Regions from separate parts of the Homo sapiens genome. Here region 1 is linked to region 2. A link is an interaction called in ENCODE POLR2A ChIA-PET data of the cell type or tissue named here. Cell type or tissue: Panc1. All regions are shown on one strand. Links, peaks and the distances in the headings refer to the core of each region. The heading gives the core; the rest is flanking DNA.

Region 1 (2,875 bases), core at 29-2,528, 64 kb before region 2:
GGCTGGCTCAGATGAGGAGTGACCCCGGGGGCACACAGGCTCCACACTGCCACCCAGCTTCCAAGGCTGAGTCTCCTCCCTAACGGGGAAGTGACGGGGTTTTGTCTCTATCATCTCAGGCGTCAACCACATGCACACACACACTGTCACGTTCTGTGGCGCTAACAGCATCCTGATCCTGACGGACTTCACCGGGGCTCTCCAGGCATCTCTTCTGACAAACACTGCAGGAGGTGAGGGTGTCTGACGTGCACTGAGGGCAGAGGCCCCCTTATTCCTGAGGCGGCTACAGCTCACCGTGGGGAAGATCAACTGTGGTGATGTTTTTGGGACAGTTTCTTGGCAAAGGTGGCCGCGCTGTCAGTACCAAGTAGCTGGAGGTGGTGATCAGATGATCTGTCTTTCCTTTTTTTTTCGGTCTAGTTCTGTCAGTTGCTGAGAGAGGGGTATTATTGCCATGGCTGGGCGTTTGATCTGTCTCCCTTTAGTTTTGCCGGATTTTGCTTCCTGCACTTTGAAGCTCCTTTACGTCCCTGCACATTTGATTGTTGTGTCTTCCTGAGGAATTGACCCTTTTATTGTCACACGTACCCCCTCAGCCTGTGGTGGAGGGTCTCTGGGAGAGAGACTTCCGGTTCTGACAGCGGAATCCCTTCGGAGTGACGAGGGCGGGGTCACAGCTCGCGCACCCTCATCTGGAGAGAGGCAAGAACAGGGCAGCTTGGACCTTTTGTGGGTGGGTGGCTCACACGGTTATGGAGGGCTTCTAAGAAAAACAAAATACAAAACTAAAACTAGAAGGGCTATGCAGGTGAGGTGGGCTGAGGCTTCCTTGTGAATCTGACATTGGTGGAGGCCGACTGAAGGCTCCCGGTCCTGGTCCCACTCCGTGTTGACTTCAGAGAAGCAAAGATGCAGCTCAGAAGTAGCATTAGGATCTTCGTCCCGTTCTCTTTTGCGTAGCTTCAAAAAGGCGTAACAGTGACCTGGGAGGGGAGATGAAGAGCTAGGCCTTTCAGAAAGTGACCAATGGAAGGTGCCGGCAGAGCACCCTGCAGTAACAGAAGGTGAAAGCCGGAGCCTGGTGGCTGTTGCTGCAAACAACCACCCAAAACTTAGTGGCTTAAAATCACCACAGTCTAGCTCATGAATCTGTAACTTGGGCAGAGCTCGGTGGAGACGGTTTGCCCCTGTGGCTCGACTGGAGTGTTCGTTCACACGGCTGCCAAGTGGAATTTGGCTGGGAATCTCAGGCCTTGGTTCCTGCCCACGTGAGACTCTCCATGGAGGAGGGGCATCTTCTTAGGAAGGCAGCTGCCATACCGTGAGGAAACCCGACAAACAGGGCAGCCAGAGCCAGACAGCAGGCTCCTGGTCCCAGTCCCGGAAAATGCAAAGGGACAAGTATGTGTTGATTTCAGAGAAGCTCAGATGTAGCATTAGGACCTTCATCCATACCCTTCTCTTTTGCATGGCTTCTAAAGGGCATGACAGTGACCTGGGAGGTAACTGTGCCAGAATAAAGAGGGGAGACGAAAAAAAGAGGGTCACTTTCAGAAAGGGACCTGGGCTTCCTCACAATATGGCGGTTGCCCTCCTAAGGTGGACATCGGGAGGGTCAGATGGAAGCTCTGTGGCCTTTCCTAACTCGGCCTCACGTCACAGAGCGTCACCTTTCCTGCACTCCACGGCGGCAGTGACAAGGACCCCACCCCAGGTTCACGGGGAGGGGACGTGGCAGGGAATGTGAGACAACACAATATTGCTGTGGCCATTCATGAACAGTCAGTCAGCCCCACTCGGCGTTCACTGTGGGGATTTGGCTGGTGCACCTGCGAGGTGGCCTGACCTGTTTTCCGATTTCCTTCATCTTCTGCAAAAGGTTAACCGCTGGAGTGATGCGAGATTAAACAGAGGTGATAAAAATAGAATGCCTGGCTCATGCTGAGGGTGGGAGCCCACTGGGGTTATGACCAAAGCCTCGGCGCTCTCTGTACCCGTGTCCTTTGACCCTCAGCTGTGATGTGTGTCCCAAAAAAGCGTTTTGAAGTGGGAAGGAGCAAACCACTAAAAAAAACTCCTTTTATCCGCAGCGTTTACCAACTTGCAGATGTCAGTGAAATTTTTTAAGACAGCTGTTAGAAGGACTGTTTTGAAATGCAACTTTGAGGAAGAGAAATTGGTTTCCCTCCTCTCCCCCGTGTTAGCCCCAGGTTCTGTCTGTGCTGTGGTGAAGAGTGACTTGGGACAGTCACCAGGAAAGACGCAAGGCAGAGGAGAGAGAATGAGGGCTGCCTTCTCGAGGAAGGTCACAGCTCACGAATCTTTCTAAACTTAAGTGCTGCAGAAGTTGAACTGAGATTAAATTTAGAGATGATGGTTTCCAAGACACACAGGGCCACGGTTCTTTCAGTTTTTAAACACGTGCAAAGTCCACTGAATTGCTTTCTCGTCTCATCTGTCAGAAGCCCCTGCATTCACAAGGATGGGTCTTCCAGCTTGACGATGACCTCTCTTCGGAGAGCCTCACCCATCTTGGTAAGCCAAGTCAGCGGGGCCTCATGGAGCTAAAAATAGTTTCAGGTCATGACAGATGTTATCTGTATTGCTGTGTGTGCGATGAGTCTGGGGAAGCTAACACATGCCTTCTGAAGTGGCTAGAATACACACTCCCACGTCACAGCCATGCTATGATGAAGGGGTGAGAAGCAGTGTCCCCTCTGAGGCAAATCTCTCTTCAGGCAGCCCCGCAGTCCTCTTCCGAAATCTCATTCTTTTCCCTCTCTTCCTCCCCAAAAAGCCCAAACTCATTGTCAGAGTGGGGAGAGGGGAGAAGCAGCATCCTGACTCCTGTCCATGGTGTGAACCCTGAGGG
Region 2 (2,911 bases), core at 149-2,648:
TGTTATGAATGGAATGGCTGTGCCTCCCCAAATTCCTATCCCTAATTCCCAGTGGGATGGTATCTGGAGGTGGGGTCTTTGGGAGGTGATTAGGGTTAGAAGAGGTCATAGGTGGGAGCATGACCTGATTAGTGCCCTTATAAGAAGACGGAGAGACATCAGAGCTTCTCTCTCTCTCCACCATGTGAGGAAGCAGCAGGAAGGTGGCTGTCTGCAAGTCAGGAAGAGAGCCCTCACCAGGAACCCCACCGGCCAGCACCTTGATCTTGGGTTCACAGCCTCTGAACTGTGAAAAATATATGTCTGTTTTCAAGCCACACAGTGTGTGGAACTGTTATGGCAGCTCCAGCTAAGACAGAAAACATGATGAAAATACTACTCCTGGGGAATCTGCCCACTCAGATGTGAAAGGCTCATAAATAAACTCAGATTTGTTTCTAAACCTTGAACTCATAAGCAAGGAAATTTTAAAAAGATCAACTAAAACTTGTGAGGTGTCCCTGGTGATCCCAGCAAAGATGTCTTCCAACTTCAGAAGAGGAGGGCCTTTCAATCTCCTATTTACCAAACAGCAAATCACAACTGCACTCACATCACAGGAATGTCTCCGAGGAAATGCTCAAACACGAGCTACACTATGCCGCCTTAGCGGCATAGTCTTTTCCAAAGACTCGCTGGGATACATGTGTCCAGTTGTTAATACTGGTCTGCTAGAAGGTTTAGTGAGAAGAGACTTAAAAAAAAGCATATTTCGCCACAATTTTTTCAAAAAGAGAAAAGAAAAAAGTCATAACAACTTAATAAATCAAGCATTTCATTTGGCTTAAACGCAAAATTCTCACAAAACCTCTCCTAAGAACAGCCAGAATAGGGCAGGCCTTGCTTTTTCACAAGAGCAGGCTGGCTTCTGAGTCTCCGATCACCACTTATGGATTGCATCAGCCCATCTGTGCCACCTCCCTCCTATCTCTTTTGAGAATTTCATCTTTCATTCAAAACCACCCAAGTTAAAGTCTGATTTCTTCCATGACACTCACACCAACAGCTCCCTACTTACATAGAGCTGGAGGCTAAATTGTGATCATCTCTCCACAAGTTGGGTAATACAGGCCCCTACTTCAGGAGTTCAGACCCCTGGCTCTCAGGGAGATGAATGGAAGAAAATCGTTCCTCCTATAGCTCATAGCCCACTGCTGAGCACAAAAGAAATTCAAAATCAGAGAGCCAGGTAGGTAAACAAATACTACTTGCTAAGCATGGTGCTAGATGTTTTCACATCTCTCAGAGTCAGTCTAAAAGGAGGGTATTAATACCGCCTTCCTTGATAGCTAAGGACTGAAGCTTCAATAATATGTAGCGAAAATGGTGAGAGTCCAGGGCTCTTCTCATTCCCTGGGCTTTACTCAGTTCTTGTGGAAGCTGATTAAATTTGTTGAAATCTGGTAAAAGTGGATGGGGAATGGGGTTGATACTACCACCCTTTGAAACTTTCAGATTAAGGGTACGTTATATTTAACCAGAATTATTTCAACTGTAAGCCTTCTTTCAGGAATAATACATAAACTTTATGGGAGGCCGAGGCAAGAAGACTGCTTCACAGTGAGACTATCTCTACAAAAAATAAAATTAAATTAGCTGAGGCTGGGCGTGGTGGCTCCTGCCTGTAATACTAGCATTCTGGGAGGCCAAGGCGGGTGAATCACTTGAGCCCAGGAGTTTGACCCCAGCCTGGGCAACATGGCTGTTTCTCTACAAAAAATTAAAAAGCCTGATGTGGTGGCATGCCTGTAGTCCCCCAGCTACTCAGGAGGCTGACGTGAGGAATGCTTGAGCCCAGGAGGCAGAGGTTGCAGTGAAACAAGATTGCGCCACTATAATCCAGCTTGGGTGACAGAGCCAGACCCTGTCTCATAAATAAATAAATAAGTTGGGTGTGGTGGTGCACACCGGTAGTTCTAGTTACTCGAGAGACTGAAGTGGGAGAATTGCTTGAACCTGCGAGTTCGAGGCTACAGTGAGCTATGATCACGCTACTACACTCCAGCCTGGGAGACAGAGTGAGACTCTCAAAAAAAAAAAATTCCTGTCACAGTAATTTTTATAATTCACTCTAAAATTGTTCTCATGGCCTTTTCTGATTATAAAAACACTTCATTTTTAAAAACTTTTTAACTTTTTTAAGACAGAGTCTTGCTCTGTCACCCAGGTTGGAGTGCAGTGGTGTGATCTTGGCTCACTACAACTTCAGCCTCCGGGGTTCAAGTGATTCTCATGCTGCAGCCTCCTGAGTGGCTGGATTACAGACATGTACCACCACGCCTGGATAATTTTTGTATTTTTAGTAGAGATGGGGTTCTGCTGTGTTGGCCAGGCTAGTCTCAAACTCCTGGCCTCATGTGATCTGCCCACCTCAGCCTCCCAAAGTGGTGGGATTACAGGAGTGAGCCAGCAGGCTTGGCGAATAATACATGTTTTGGCCACAGTTAAAAATAAAAATAATTTAGAAAGTGAATGTTTTCATAAACATATATAAAAATAAGAAAAATAGAACAACTGAGGTAGCTCAGTGGATGTACTTACACCACGTACTAGTTTTTTACACATTTCTGTGTACATATATATATATATATATATATATATATATATATATATATATGCCTGTTTTCCCTTCTAAACAGAAACAGGATATATATTTTGCTACTTACCTCACTTTTTCACTTGATGCGTCAGGGACTTCTTTCCATGTCAACATAGAGAGTTCTCTCTCAGCTTTTCTAACCGCTGGACAATATTCTATCACATGGTCAGTATTCCAGTTTAGTCAACCAACCCCTACCAGTGAATAATTAGGTTGTTTCCTTTTTGTTTTTATAAGCAATACAATAAACATCCTTGCAAATAATCTTTGCAT

The links. ChIA-PET counts read pairs that join two places held together with the same protein. Peaks named below come from ENCODE experiments on the same cell type or tissue, not always from the same donor. Only the 100,000 strongest peaks of a DNase experiment are listed, where the experiment ranks them.
Region 1: POLR2A ChIA-PET joins it to region 2 with 8 read pairs; 6 of 35 experiments call an interaction of 5 or more read pairs at or near these places.

What each region holds. Positions count from the first base shown.
Region 1 is chr7:2,713,509-2,716,383 of GRCh38, forward strand. It overlaps AMZ1 (archaelysin family metallopeptidase 1), which reads left to right. Exons shown (of 7, transcript NM_001384743.1): 7 at 1-2,875. Among named protein-coding and RNA genes, the nearest start is that of AMZ1, 27 kb to the left of the region's middle. RefSeq lists an enhancer at 2,069-2,118. In Panc1, for the core only: a CTCF peak has its summit at 63; no DNase peak of the experiment used is centred there.
Region 2 is chr7:2,777,438-2,780,348 of GRCh38, forward strand. All of the region lies in intron 2 of GNA12 (G protein subunit alpha 12), which reads right to left. Among named protein-coding and RNA genes, the nearest start is that of GNA12, 65 kb to the right of the region's middle. In Panc1, for the core only: no CTCF peak of the experiment used is centred there; no DNase peak of the experiment used is centred there; H3K27ac peaks cover 844 bases.